Regions from separate parts of the Homo sapiens genome. Here region 2 is linked to region 1. The links are chromatin loops, found by intact Hi-C in ENCODE. Cell type or tissue: PC-3. All regions are shown on one strand.

Region 1 (8,000 bases):
CATATAAATGATTTATTAATTGGAATTTGAGTTATCTTGAAGAGAAGCCTACTGTTTAAAACCATTAGCATTTTCTCCCCTCAACCCATTTCATTGAAGGGGCATTCAGCAAGGTTGTAATTTACGCAATGACCCTGAATTTACTCTGTGCTTTGCTTTCTGTAAATGTTATATGTTATAATGTGGTAAGACAGAAGTAGCCAAGTTACATTAAGAAGGAATGTATCCTGAACAAATTAATTAGAGTAACAATTTTCCTTTTGAGGTTTCTTAGTCTCTTGGAGCTCTTAAGAGTATCTGTAAGGAGACTAGTCTATATTTAGTAATTACTGATTATTTAACATGAGATTTCAATAGATAATTTTCTCTTCATGACTTTTTCTTAGTCACTTCAAGGGATGATATGTTCTCTATAGATGTTTTTCGATAGTAATTTTATTTTTGTTCTCATCCAATAACTGAAATCATTTGAGCTTTCTTCTTATCCTGGACCCTTTTTTATATCACTTTAAGTGAAATGATAGGTAGGAGGGCAGTCATATTTGGAAAACAGAAAAAAAGCTAAGATTGAGCCATACACATAATTGTAAGGCAATATTTGTCTGTGTTTATCTGTTTATTGACCTGTGCAAAGATACAATTAAAAAGCTGTTTATTAAAATGTTTTTTAAATCAGCTTTAAATATGTCTGTGTGTTTAAATGTATTATTCTGTGAGTAGAAGAAAAACATTTTTCTCAACAGTTTTTAGATGTATTATCTCCCACTGAAGAAAGACATGGAAATATTGGAATTATGGACCACCACAACAAAAACCTGATAGTGTGTGGCTTCAACCTTGACTCAGTTCAGAATTTCAACTACTTTGGTTGTTTTTATTTGATCAAATAGATGCCCAGATCCAATGCATTTATGGATAGCATAAATGAGTTGACCTGATTTCCTTAGTCTGAGGAAACCTTTATCAGAAATAGTGATAACATCATGAACTGGAATGAGAAATAACATAAAACATTTAGCAGAAAGATTAAAATCGGAGAACTACACCACTGACAGTAAAGACATTTCAAGACTAGTTTTATTAACTACTTAGTGTAAATCAAAGACTACAGAATAATTGTGTAATTATTTCTCAGAGCTGCTGTGTTTATTTTCATACAAAACATAGAAAAATACCACGTAGACAAAATATTTCATTTTAGTCAGCGTATAATGGCAGCTTGACATTTTTTCCAAGGCAAACATGACTTCTAATCTTAGATAGCTCTTCCCCTTGGTGATAAGCATAACTTCCCACCTCATTCTAGTTGATTTTGTAAAACAAGCAAACAGTTTTTAAACTGCCCAGTAGTGACTCTAACACATGTACCCTATTCATCGGATTATTTTATAAATATTCTAAATTTATTAAAATGCTTTTCTATGAACTTATTCTATATACTGATAATTTCTAATGTGAAAAATCTCAAATTTTTGCCACTAAAGAGGAAATATTTTCTATGTTATTGTTTTAAGAAGTGCTTCCTCAAAACAATAGAATGCTGGTTACCAGAGGCTGGGAGGTGGGAGGAATGGGGATGATAATCAAAGGGTAAAAAGCCACAATTAGATAAAAAGAATGATTATGATTTTTTAGATCTATTGCACATAATGGTAAATATAGCTAATAATTGATTACTGTACATTTCAATATCTTGAGAGTAGATCTCAATCTTATGACAAAAAAATGCCAAATATTCCAGGTGATGGATAGGTTAATTAGCTTGATTTAATTATTTCATATTGCATTAAAAATAATAGCCTCACTTTGTACCCCATAAATATATACAATCATGGTTTGTCAATATATAATATAATAATACTAATAAGTGCTTTCTCAACTTTTTTGGCATATGGTAATAATATAGGTCATCAATTATCTATTACATTTATGATTGGGTTGTATTTAAACAGTGATTTGAATGAGTGTTAAATTTTGCCATTTTAAATGCAACCAGGGAAATAAGTACCATTTTGCAAATGATTTTTTTTTTTTTTTTTTTGAGACAGAGTCTCACTGTCTTGCCCAGGCTGGAGTGTAGTAGTGCGATCTCAGCTCACTGCAACTTCCACCTCCTAGGTTCAAGCAATTCTTCTGCCTCACTCAGCCTCCCGAGTAGCTGGGATTACAGCTGTGTGCCACCATGCTCGGCTAATCTTTGTATTTTTGGTAGAGATGAGGTTTCACCATGTTGGCCAGGCTAGTCTCAAACTCCTGACTTCAGGTGATTTACCCACCTCGACCTCCCAAAGTGCTGGGATTCTAGCTGTGAGCACCATGCCCAGCTGATTTTGTGAGGTTAGAACTCTTGCTATTTCAATGCTCACCACACAAGTGTTATACTGTTGAATATTTGCTTGTCTTATGACTATACACACGACATATACACAAGCAAAAATATGTAACTGATTTAAATTTTTGTGTTAAATAAAACAAGAAGGTATTTTGTCCACTCTTCTATGAATTATTTTTACTTAAATAAAATGAGTCAATACAAATAGAGATTCATTATGACTACAAAGTAACTAAATCAGTTTTAGAATTGTTCAATCTCATTATGTAACAGTCCCATTATGTATATATAAGTTAAATATAAATTTTAAAATTCCTAGAAAATTGTAATAAAAATTTACTAGTCAAGGAGCTAACATTCTCTACTATATTGAAGGAGTAACTTTGTTTTCAGATTCTATTGAATCTAAAATTCTTTCTATTAAAAGATATACCTGGCTGGATGCGGTGGCTCATGCCTGTAATCCCAGCACTTTGGGAGGCCAAGGCAGGCGGATCACGAGGTCAGGAGTTTGAGACTAGCCTGACCAACATGGTAAAACCCTGCCTCTACAAAAATTCAAAAATTAGCTGGACATGGTGGTGCACATCTGTAGTCCCAGCTGTTCAGGAGGCTGAGGCAGGAAAATCACTTGAACTGGGGAGATGGAGGTTGCAGTGAGCTGAGATCACGCCACTGCACTCCAGCTTAGGCAACAGAGTGAGACTCAGTCAAAAAAAAAAAAAAAACAACACCCAGAGATATACCTCATGTACTACCAAAAAAAATCTAATTAAACTGTAACATAATACTTTCTTATTGCTTCAGATTTTTATTTTATACTTGCCAAAAGAATTATTTTAGACTCATTTATATGTGGATTTTTAAATAATTACTTCTGAGCACTCAAGCAAAAAGAAAATTTAAACAGAATGCATTTATTATACTTGTCAAACATCTTTGCATTCAGAGTTCAATTCTTCTGAATCACTTTTAAACTCAAATTGTCAGTATCTGTTTTTCATACATATTATCTCTTCTATCATCAAGAACATTAGTGCTATAGCTGTTCCTAAAATATTAATCCAGTATTATCTGTAGTATTTTCTTTCAAGTCACTAATACTCATCCAATCTGCCAGTTTTGAAACTGGCATTTTCCTGTCTTCTAGAATATTTCAGTGAAAGGTTTTTTTTTTTTGACAATAACCAATCTTGATATTCCTTCCTCAAATTATAAAGTTGTAGACATTAATTAAGATCAAGGCATTGCAACTGTCTGGTCATGTGCAAGAATATAAACCTAGTTCACTCCTTCAGTGACAGCCCCAACATGACTGCTCCCTGGATAATAGAGAATATAAGATGCCACCTATTTAAGACAAGTCTTAAGTTCAGAAATGTTAAAATATAGAAAAATGTGTATTTTAGAATTAATGAAATGTGGCATTAACATTGTTAAATTTTTCTATAATTGCAATAATTTAAAAAGTTTTAACAAAACTTTATATGCCACATTATCACTATATTATCTGGAGCACCTTGTGTGAATCTTTGCTATATAAACAAGAAGCAGCTTAATTGCAAAACAACATCTGTATTTCCATATCCTTTTTATGAAAGGATATGGAACAGATGTTCACTGGGAACTGACAATCTATGGAGGCAAAGGGGAATAGTTCTAGGGATTCAGAGTCATTCAGGAATAGGAGTTTTTCCTTTATTATACTCCATGGAAAACACAGTGTCACAATTTCAGGTTAATGTCTGAAATGTTAGACATAGAATTCAGAATTGGATGGCAAGGAAGTTCATCAAGACATAAAACAAGTTGAAACCCAATCCAAGCAAAACAGTAAAACGATCCAAGAGTTAAAAGATGACATAACCATTTTAAGAATGAAGCAAACTGAAATTTCAAAGATGAGGAATTTACTACAGGAGTTTCAAAGTACAATTGGAAGCAAAAACAACAGAGTAGACCAAGCAGAGGAAAGAATCTGAGAGCTTGAAGACCGCTCCTTCAAAACAATACAGGCAAACAAAAATGAAAAGAATGTAAAGAAATGAACAAAACCTCCAAGCAATATGGGATTGTATAAAGAGACCAAATCTGTGACTCATTGCCATTCCTGAAAGAGGAGAAAGAGCAAACAACTTGGAAAACATATTTGAGAATATAGTTCATGAAAATTTTCCCAATTTGCTAGAGAGGTCAACATACAAATTCAAGAAATTCAGAGATCCCCTGTGTGATACTATACAAGACAACCATCCCCAAGATGTATAGTCATCAGATTCTTCAAGGTTATTGTGAAAGAAAAATGTTAAAGGCAGCTAGATGGAAGAGGCAGGTCGCTTACAAAGGGAGCTCCATCAGGCTAACATCAGATCTTCAGAAACCTTACAAGTCAGAAGAGATTGGGGGCCTATTTTCAGCATTCTTAAAGAAAAGAAATTCCAACCAAGAATTTCATATCTCACCAATGCTTCATAAGCAAAGGAAAATTAAATTCCTTTCAGATAAGCAAATGCTCAGGGAATATATTACCGCTAGATTTGCCTTACAAGCGGTCTTAAAGGGAGTACTAAACATGGAAATAAAAGAACAGTACTTGCCACCAAAAAACACTTGAATACATAGCCCATTGTCAATATAAAGTAACTGCACAATCAAGTCTACATAATAACCAGCTAACAACATGATGACAGAATCAAATCCTAACATATCAATATTGGCCTTGAATGTGAATGGGCTAAATGCCCCACTTAAAAGGCTAGGTACAAGCTGGATAAAGAACCATGACCCAATTGTCTGCTGTCTTCAAGAGACCCATCTCACCAGTAACTACACCTATAGACTCAAAGTAAAGGGATGGAGAAAGATCTATCATGCAAACAGAAAACAAAAAAGAGCAAGAGTTGCTATTTTTGTATTAGATAAAAAAGACTTTAAAACAAGAGTGATCAGAAAGGACAAAGAAAGACATTGCATAATGATAAAGGATTCAATCCTAAAGAAGAGCTAACTATCCTAAATATGTAGGCACCCAATACTGAGGCACCCAGATTCATAAAACAAGTTCTTAGAGATCTGTGAAGAGATTTAGACAACCGCACAATACTTTTAAATATTTAAGTACTAGAGTTTTCCACATTAACAGGAATTTTTAACAATTCTGAAATGATTTAGCAGTGGAATTGGTTACAACCTTATGTTCACCATTCTGTTTTAGGGATTGATTGAAAAATCTCAGATAGTCAACAGATACTGAATTTCTCAGCATACTTAATTTCTTGTTTTGGAACCATTTCTTGATTTGTACATAACATCTTAATCTTATGATGCATCCTTTTGAATCAGCAATCAAATGTCCCCTGAGCTGGACTTTGGTTTCAGTGACCTCTGCGAAGGCAATCACAGCATATATAACACGTTGGATATAGCTGTTTAAAAATTACTATCTCTTTGGTTGTTGAAATTTCTTTCACATTGATTCTTCACCTTGTTTTTCCTTTGACATTGTACCTCTCTCAGTGGGCCCCCAAGTGTTCCTCACATAGGACATTGCTACAACTGGCTCAAAAACAAACAAACAAACAAATAAAAAAAACCTTTGTTTTTAGACTGGCTTTCAAATAAGAATTCCCTATAGAGAGATTTTTAGACTCTTTCCTCTCCTCTCTCACCTTCCCAGCTCTTGCTGATATGACACTAAGATTGTGTATCCTTGGAGTGGCATTCAGATCATGAGGAATTAATGAGTATTTGGGACCCAGATTTATTAAATTAGACCAGAATTCAAATAATAAAAGTTTCTCAACATAATTCATTGAAATCTTTATAATTATGTGCTACTCTACTCCTTACAAAAGAAAAAAAAATAGCCAAACCTGTGTTAGTCAGTTCTAGTAATTCTTGTCCATTTAACAATCTCTAAAACCACAGTAGTATATCACAATAAAATCTTATTTATTGCTTATATACATCCTTGCAGTCTGCGAGGTCCTTGTTCCATGCCTTCCAGAAGCCAAGTTCCTTCCATTTGTGTAGCTTTATCTGTTTCTCATTTCTTGGAGTCCTCTTCATTCAGGATTAGGGAATTACATGAGATACAATTTTATAAGCTGGGCCTGGAACTGTGCACATCTCTTTTCTTCACATTCCATTGAACTAAACTCAGTCATCTGGTTACACCTAACTGCAATGGAGACTGGAAAATGTATTCTAGCCTTATACCCAGGAATAAGAGAAGAATATGGATAATTATGAGCACCAGCTCTCTCTGTCTCAGTAAATTTTGAGTAGGCTATTTAGCAGTACTCCAGATATACCCTCCAAATTTGTTGAAAATGTTCAAACAAAATATGTTATTCAAATACAGGTATAGATGAATAAATATGAATGTATTATAGATTCAATCTTGTTGATTGAAGCTTTATTTAATATCTGAGAAAATTAGAATTAAAATGATAATCTATCACTGAAATTATCAAGAGAAAATATATAGAGAGGATTTCACATAATAAATGCATCACTTTAAGGGAATACATGATTTTGTTCAATATGTAGTTCCATGTTTAAAGATTCTTTAAGGGGTTATAGAATTTAACAACAGATTTAAGAGAAACAAGGGGCGTGGTTTTAAAAATCAACTTTTGATTATTCAAGATCTGATTACCTGTTTAGTGTATTCCAGAATACTCAATTTTCATCATATTTGTTCTAATACCTCCAGTAGCTATTTTATGAATTATATATGTCTCCCCTGGAAAAGAGAAAGGACAGAAAATTCAAACATTTAATATAGTTACAAAGGAGTTTTAGAAATTGCCAGTCTCTGAAATGGTGTTTGTTAAGATTATCCTACTGTCCATGGCAATGATCAGTATTAGCCCTAGTTTTCAGTACCCTAGTGTCAATGAGGTATGAGTGAAGGCCAAAAGCAGATGTTGTCCTGAAGACCATGTCTTGTCATACATCATGACAGACTTGATTTTCTCAGTCATTAGTTCAAGGGAGCAGGGTTAAACAATTTAGTTTTACATTAAGACAAGCTTTTGGCGTACACTGCACTCTTACTTGCTTCTTAGGAATCAGGAATGTTCTCTGTTCATCAGTTCTCATTTATCTTTTGTTTCTCTTTCTCATTGTTCTTGCTTTCAAGTGATAGGATAGAGGTTAAATATTAGTGAGGACAGAGATAGACATATCATTCTTTAAATATTTGTTTTTGAATGGCGATCATTAAAAAGTCAAGAAACAACAGGTGCTGGAGAGGATGTGGAGAAATAGGAACACTTTTACACTGTTTGTGGGACTGTAAATAGTTCAACCATTGTGGAAGTTGGTGTGGCGATTCCTCAGGGATATAGAACTAGAAATACCATTTGACCCAGCCATCCCATTACTGGGTATATACCCAAAGGATTATAAATCATGCTGCTATAAAGACACATGCACACGTATGTTTATTGTGGCACTATTCACAATAGCAAAGACTTGGAACCAACCCAAATGTCCCACAATGATAGACTGGACTAAGAAAATGTGGCACATATACACCATGGAATACTATGCAGCCATAAAAAATGATGAGTTCATGTCCTTTGTAGGGACATAGATGAAGCTGGAAACCATCATTCTCAGCAAACTATCGCAAGGACAAAAAACCAAACACTGCATATTC
Region 2 (8,000 bases), 220 kb before region 1:
AATGTATCTTGTGAGGATAAAGGAAGACTATTCACTCTAGGACATTTGGAAATAGATTTTATATGAAATTATTTTAACATATCATTCATAATTCAACTGTCCATAAATAATCACTGTTACCATTTAATATATTTCCTTCCAGCCCTTATCCATGCAGGCATAAATCAGTGTGCATATATCAATGGGGTCATAGTAAGAATTTTAAGCAGAATTTAACTGGTTTATATTCTTTTTTTCTTCTTTTCTGTTTTTTTTTTTTTTTTTTTTTTTTTTTTTTTTTTTTTTGAGACAGAGTCTTGTTCTGTTGCCCAGGCTGGAGTGCAATGGAATGATCTTGGCTTACTACAACCTCTGCTTCCCAGGTTCAAGCAATTCTCCTGCCTCAGCCTCCTGAGTAGCTGGGATTACAGGTGCATGGCACCACGCCCGGCCAATTTTTGTATTTTTAGTAGAGACGGGGTTTCACCATGTTGGTCAGGCTGGTCTCAAACTCCTGACCTTGTGATCTGCCCGCCTCAGCCTCCCAAAGTGCTGGGATTACAGGCGTGAGCCACCGCACCCAGCCAACAGGTTTATATTCTTATCTGTACAGCTTCAACCTCCAATTGCAGCCTGCCAGCTCCACTCCCTAGTTATTTCTGGGAGTTCCTGGGATGTCCCAGATGAGTTCATAAACAGTTTTTCATGTACTTCTTTATTTCCCTTATTGCCTTCTTCTGCCCTTGTTTGTTGTTCATTGCTGTATCCCTTAGCATCTAGAAGAATGGCTGGCACAGAAAGCAACTGATACATATTAACTGCTGGGTGCATTTGCCCATGCCTATAATCCCAGCACTTTGGAAGGCCAAAGCAAGAGGATCACTTGAGGCCAGGAATTCAAGGCCAGCCTGGACAACAGAGTGAGATCCCATCTCTCCGAAAATATTTTAAAAATTAGCTGGGCATGGTGGCGCGCACCTTGCATATCAGCTATTCAGGAGGTGGAGGCGGAAAGATCGCTTGAGCCCAGGACTATAAGGCCGCAGTGAGCTATGATTGTACCATTGCACTCCAGCCTGGGTGACAGAGCAAGACCCTGTCTCTAATAAATAAATAAATAAACAAACAAACATTGAGGTTCTTAACAAATAAAAATTTAAAAAATACTTCCACAGTGTCCCAAGTGCTCGTGCTCTTTCAGGGGATGCTTTTGTCCCACAAAGGGTGCAGCGTCCTCATGCTCTTCCTAAAGTTCTCACTGGGATGGACCAATGCTTCACAAAGAGGTGTGAAGGCCCCACTTCCCAGCTCTGTGCTTTGTCTCTCAAAATAGCAATGCACTGTGTAGGCCCCCACACCTCACAGAGTTCCTTTGAAAACATTTTCTTTGGCTTCTGCCTGCAGTCCCCTCTGCACTGGACTCAGATCTGAGTCTATAGGGTTGGGAATCATATCTGAAACAGACATTATGCTGTCTCCTCCAGTTTTGTGTCTGTATTTCCTCCTCTCCAAATGTTTTCATACAAGTGAAATTTGATTACAAGAGGAAAAACAAATTACATAGTTGGTGCTCACTGAATATTTTTAAAAGGTGCGAACAGTGGATAAAACATTCCAATGACTCAGTGAGGTGTTTTGCTTGAGAAATGTCTGAGAAAGTGGGAGAAGGATAACCCTATCTCATTTACCTTGGAAATAATAGTTGTAGTAATAATACCAGATGTTTCAAGATCTTTTCTAGGTTTTGATGACATTTTTTTGTTTTAGGTTTTTAAATGTATTTTTGTTTGTTTGTTTTGGTATTGGATTAATTCAATTTCTTGGCTCATATAGTCACGTTCATTTTTTTGTGATTTATGTAATCTATTTACTGATGCTAGATTTATCCCTTGATACAGAAGGAAAATTTAACTTATGCAAGACAAAAGGAATCAAGTCCATTTTGATTTTCAAGGTTAATACTAAAGGGAGAAAAGTGATAAAAGTTTCCGTTTTAGAAGCACAACAATTTTTTCTGTTCCTAGGACTTTGAAGTGTGGTTTCATAATCTGAACCATAAAGTCGATGTGTTTCATGGACTGAAGACTTGGGGATGCCTTTCACCTTCAGCAAAGCTGCTCCCATGGGTCCTCTCTGGGCCAGTGGGGCACTTTGAATAGAGCAAAAGTGAGGACAGTACTCAGAAAAGAAAGTCATCTGGGATTCCTCAGAATGATTTTGAAAGCTATCCCAAATCGTCTTTTCCTTCTTTCCCAACATGAACTTAGTTCCTGGTTCATATCAGCCACTTTTCTGCTGCTCTGTGTCCTCTCATATTATTCCCAAGTTGGCATTAGGGCCATGGGAAAGATACCAGAATGGCCCTCCAGACCCTTTTCCTGAAGCTGCCTGTGCTCTTCAGAGCCTGGCTTCAGTCCCTCCTCTTCTTTGTTTCTGTCTCTAACTATTCCCACCCACCTCAAGTTTCCTTTCACTCTGAACACCTCCAGCACTCACAGTCTGTCTCACATTATTTGGCAGATAGCAAATATTTATTATTGGTCAAAGCCATTGCCTGGGAGTCAAGATATTTTTGTTTTAGTTCAAAGTCCATTTACTAAATGTTTTTAGGTTATATCGCCTTTTCGATTTGGGGGATCTTATTTTTTCATATAAAAATATAGGAGTAGGTAAGTTATCTCTAAGATGGCTTTTAGTTTAATTCCATTACCTCTGCTGCTCAAGTAGATTTGAATTGCACATAGGACTGTAACTGAGATTTCTACCTTCTTCATTCCTAACTGAAAGCTGGGTGCAAAGAAGAGCACAAAAAGTGAATACCTAGTGGCTGATTCAGATCCACAGAAAGTGCAAATATTTTAGTTTTTTATTCTCCTATGAATAGGAAATATAACGTCAAACATTTATTGCTATGTTTTAGACTCATTCTAAAATTAGCCCAAGGTTTCCTATATTTCCTACATCCAATGGAACTGTGTATTAGTCTGTTTTTACACTGCAGACAGAAGCATACCTGAGACTGGGAAGAAAAAGAGGTTTAATGGACTTACAGTTCCACAATTGGGAGGCTGGGGAGGCCTCACAATCATGGCAGAAGACAAGGAGGAACAAGTCATGTCTTACATGGATGGCAATAGGCAAAGAGAATATACCAGCAGGGGAAATGACAGATGATTATAAAACAATCAGATCTTGTGAGAACTCACTCACTATCATGAGAACAGTATGGGGGAAACCTCCCTTATGATCAATTATCTCCACCTGGCCCCACCCTTGGCACATGAGGATTATTACATTTCAAGGTGAGATTTCGGTGGGGACACAGAGCCAAATCATATCAAACTGTAAAATTAGAATTCGTGGTCAGAAGATGACTCTGAACTCCTGTTAAAATTTTAAGTATCTTTTTCTTCATTACAGAGGTTCTCAACTGGGGCAATTTTATTCCACAGGAGACATATGTGGCAATGACCAGACATTGTTTTGATTGTCACTACTGGGGAAGTATCACTGGCATCTAGAAGGTAGGGGCCAGGGATGTTGTTTAACATCCTGCAATGTATGGGACTGCACCCTACAACAAAGAATTATGTAGTTTAAAATATTAATAGTACCAGGCTTGAGAAATTCTACTATATAATAAGCCTATTGATGGTGGAGATTTTTGTCTTATTTGTATTTGTTTTCTAGAGATCAATGCTTGTTTCTCATGTTCTCCAAAACTGATCTAATCCTTTCAGCTTAACATTACTGTTAGGTACATTTTATGGAACTAAAATTATTTGAAAATTGATAATGTATGTAGAGCTTTTATTTTGTAATTTTTTAATAATTAGAATATTCAATTAACCAGAACAATCACCATTCTAACCAATAAGTTTCAGAATTAGAGCCTATAACACTATATAGTTTTCTGTACATTGAGCCTACAAAATGTTATTCATAAACAGTAATATAATCCCACCCTAATGGACTCTCTGAAATTGACATTTTCTTCTGAAGTCAAGTTTAATTATGATAAATAAGTTGTATGAATACCTGAAGCACATTTCCAGATGCGAAGATGAAAGAGTGATGATATACTGTTTCTCAGAAACTGAATTAGTGAGTGAAGAGAGAAGGAAAGGGGAGACATATGATGCTTACACAGTCACTGTTAATATTTTAACTTTCCAAACTTCAGCTTTGAGTATAGCATGGGTTTTTAAAATTTATTTAAAGATTTAATTTTTTTTCTTTTTCTTTTCTTTTTTTGAGACAGTCTTGCTCTGTTGCCCATGCTGGAGTGCAATGACACAATCTCTGCTCACTGCAACCTCCACCGCCTGGGTTCAAGCAATTCTCCTGTGTCAGCCTCCCAAGTAGGTAAAATTACAGGCGCATGCCACTATGCCCAGCTAATTTTTGTATTTTTAGTAGAGAGGAGGTTTCACCACATTGGCCAGGCTGGTCTTAAACTCCTGACCTCAAGTGATCCACCCATCTCGGCCTCCCAAAGTGCTAGGATTACAAGCATGAGCCACTGCACCCAGCCGAAGATTTCATTGTTATTTGCCAAAGATGGTATAGATATTTAAAAGCTGCCAGTTCCTAGATTGATTGATCCATTCAATCCGTCTATCATTCAGTCAAGGAACTAAACATGTATAGATTGCTCTCATGTACAATCTTTTTTATTTATTTATTTATTTATTTTTTAGCAGAGACTCACTGTGTCACTGAGGCCAGAGTGCAGTGGCGGAATCTAGACTTACCACAACCTCCACCTCCCAAGTTCAAGCAGTTTTCCTGCCTCAGCCTCCCAAATAGCTGGGATTACAGGTACGCACCACCATACTCGGCTAAGTTTTGTATTTTTTGTAGAGACAGGGTTTTGCCATGTTGCCCAGGCTGATCTCGAACTCCTGACCTCAAGTGATCTACCCACCTCGGCCTCTGAAAGCATTGGGATTACAGGTGTGAGCCACCGCACCCAGCCTCTCATGTACAATCTTCTATGATAGATAAAGACTAAGGAACAAGGATTCTGTTCTCTAGGAGCATACAGGCAAATGGGACAGATAAGACATATCTGTGTATATATCTAATACAAAAAATAATTTTTAAAAAGTTTATGCAAATAAGATGCAAATAAGTGTTCTTGTAGTTCAGAGGAGGAAAGGTAATTTCCAACTGGTGATTTTGGTGGGGGAAGATATGTTGGGGAGGAACTTTGGGATCAGAAAATATGAACACTATATACAGAGACATGAAATGTTCCTTTGGCCCAGTAGTCTTTGCTCTTCCTGACCAGTGTCAAAACCACTATTTACTGTGCATGGAACTTCTCAGAGCCTTTGATATGCTAAGTAAACTTCAAGAGAAGGAGATATTATGCAGCACATCTCAAACGTGTTAGTAAATGTATCACTTTATTTATTTGTCAGGATGTAAGTTCCACAGACCACATTTCAGAAAATGCTGTTTTACTCTATAGAAGTTGGGTGAATGTGGAAGACAGGCCTCTGGATAATTTTAAAATCACATTCAGGGAAGAGGAAGGGAGGTAACAATTTTCATGTGACTGAAATTGTGCTGCGTCCTGTACGTAACCACTTGCATGGGCCACCAAAAACTTCCAGCCCAAAGAAAGGGTTGGGTTTGAGACCAAGGATGAGCAGACTGTTGGGTGCCATGGGGGCTATGTGTTTCATGTCACAGATACACACCAAGAATCCATTTAGCTCCATGGTAACATGGAGACTGGCTGCCTCACTTAGCCGACTCATTTCCTCATATTAAACTTGAACAGTACATGAAAACCAGGTTCCAGGCATCCCCCCAACACCCCTCCTTTTTTTCCATTTTCAGGATTAGAAATTTGATCTTTGGAATTACGCTTTTTTTCTTTTTAAAATAAAACGATGGTGGCAGGTTTGGTATGGAATGCTTCTTTAATTGTAAATAATTGTTTCATATTTTGTCAATGGGGCCTACTTAGAATTGAAGGGTCCCTAGGTCAAAATGTGGAACCCATTCAGACAACATCAAAGCCTTCTATGTTCTCTCCAGAGGGCAGAGAGCAGATACATCTGCTTGATCCAACGCATACTTTTCTTGCAACCAACCAGTCGTTTATTGTTTTAGCACACACTGACAAGCAATGAGACAAGACAGGGACAGAGGAGGCAGCTTGCCAAGGGATAGGGCCCTGAGCATCTGTAAAGCAGCATTGCAAAATCACAGAACACTAAAGCTGAAGGGAACTTATTGATTCCCATAAAAGAATCAGCTTCCCTAGACAAGATGGGGGGAAACTGAGGCCAAGAAGGCCAAGTGACATACCTTAATTAATCAAGAAATAAAATCAGATTCTGGGCTCAGCATCTCAGTCCTAAATCAGTGTCCATTTTTCTGCATCACAAATTAGTACTCACAGTTTGGATTTCATTATGCAATACATTCTCTATCTACTCTTAGCTTTTTTACTTTTAGTTTGTTTGAGAGTAAATTGGGATTCCCAGCTATCCTTTACTCAGGCATGAGCCTTTGGAGGCTTCTAACTTGAAATAGATGGTTCTGGCATTTGGATGGAGTGGAACACAAACAGATTTGCAACAGAGATTCAATTTTGTTGGAAACTCACTGGGGTTGAAAAATGAAAGACGAAATTGCCAGATAGAAATGTGTTTGGGGTTTTAGTGAATCCAGAATGCTGAGAAAGAGTTGAAGAATTTGGACCAATCTCCTCATTGCTTGGCTTGCTCAGCCCTGCTCAGCACTACAGGAAAGTTTGGTGGAAAACACTGGAAAGAGGCTTTGTCTATAAATATCCCAGCAATAACCAGTCGACCAAAACAATCTTGGGCTCATGCTTTTATTCTCAATATATCCATGACACAATTAGCAAATGTTTACTAAGCAACTACTGTGTGCTAGGCAGTGGGGATACAATAGCTTTAGAGATGCTCTCTCTCCTAGCAGGTTGTCTTCTAGCATGGAATTTCCAGGGGCCTGGCATGGTGGTTTGTGCCTGTAATCCCAGCACTTCAGGAGGTTGAACGGGGAGGATTGCTTGAGCCCAGGAGTTCAAGAGTAGGTTGGGTAACATAGTAAGACCCTATCTCTACAAATAATATAAAATTAGCTGAGCATGGTGGCATAGGCCTATAGTCCCAACTACTCAGGAGGCTGAGGTGGGAGGATAGTTTCAGTCTGGGAGGTTGAGGCTGTGGTAAACTGTGATAGTGCCACTGCATTCCTGCCTGGGTAACAGTAAGACCCTGTCTCAAAAAAAAAAAAAAAAAAAAAAGAGGAACTTCCAGGGGACTTCTAGAAATCGTCCTTGACCTGCAGTTCAAGGACACTGCAGCAAATGTTCAGGTGCATCCTTCACTTGTGGAAGGGATCTTGAACTCAGCTCACAACTGAGGTTCAAACGTCAATACTCTGGTCTGGTGCACTGGGGTGCCAGGGGCAGGAGTTGGAAGTCAGAGATAAAGGATCCCCTGAGAGAACATCATCATGAGCGAAGACAGTAGGCCCAGTTGTTCAGATAGAACAATGTGATGATGGTCCGGATGTTGGAGAGAGTAGTGGTTTCAGTTTTGGTGTGAAACTACACTTGACCCAACCAATTCTCCCTCATTCCTCAAGAGTGCTTAGTCCTTTCCACCAGGTATTATGTTATTTAGACATCTCTTTCTCCAACTAGACTGTAAGCCTCTTAAAGGCAAGGTATATATTTTAAATAATAGTAACTTTTGTTGTTTTTTCTCTTACTTGAAAGGAAATGCACATTTATTATCAGACACTTAGAAAATAAAGATAAGCAAAATGAAGCAATACAATGTTTGGAAAATTTCCATACACCTTTCTGTTACTGATTTCTAAGTAAATTACATTGCAGCTAGAGAACGTAATTTGTATGAATTTAATATTTTCAAATTTATTGAGATTATTTTAAGGACAAAAATACAGTCTGTCTTGCTAACTAGTGTATGCGTAGTTATAAAGACTGTGTATTCTGCTGTTGTTGGGTG

What was found. Peaks named below come from ENCODE experiments on the same cell type or tissue, not always from the same donor. Only the 100,000 strongest peaks of a DNase experiment are listed, where the experiment ranks them.
Region 2: a loop joins it to region 1, with 4 times the contacts of the local background. A loop is called at or near these places in 11 of 110 quality-filtered maps.

What each region holds. Positions count from the first base shown.
Region 1 is chr5:33,192,222-33,200,221 of GRCh38, reverse strand. No RefSeq gene overlaps it. Among named protein-coding and RNA genes, the nearest start is that of LINC02160, 34 kb to the left of the region's middle. In PC-3, no CTCF peak of the experiment used is centred here; a DNase peak (open chromatin) is centred at 4,411; H3K4me3 peaks cover 564 bases; H3K27ac peaks cover 892 bases.
Region 2 is chr5:33,407,725-33,415,724 of GRCh38, reverse strand. It overlaps TARS1-DT (TARS1 divergent transcript), which reads left to right. Exons shown (of 3, transcript XR_001742630.2): 3 at 4,680-7,803. Among named protein-coding and RNA genes, the nearest start is that of TARS1-DT, 29 kb to the left of the region's middle. In PC-3, no CTCF peak of the experiment used is centred here; no DNase peak of the experiment used is centred here.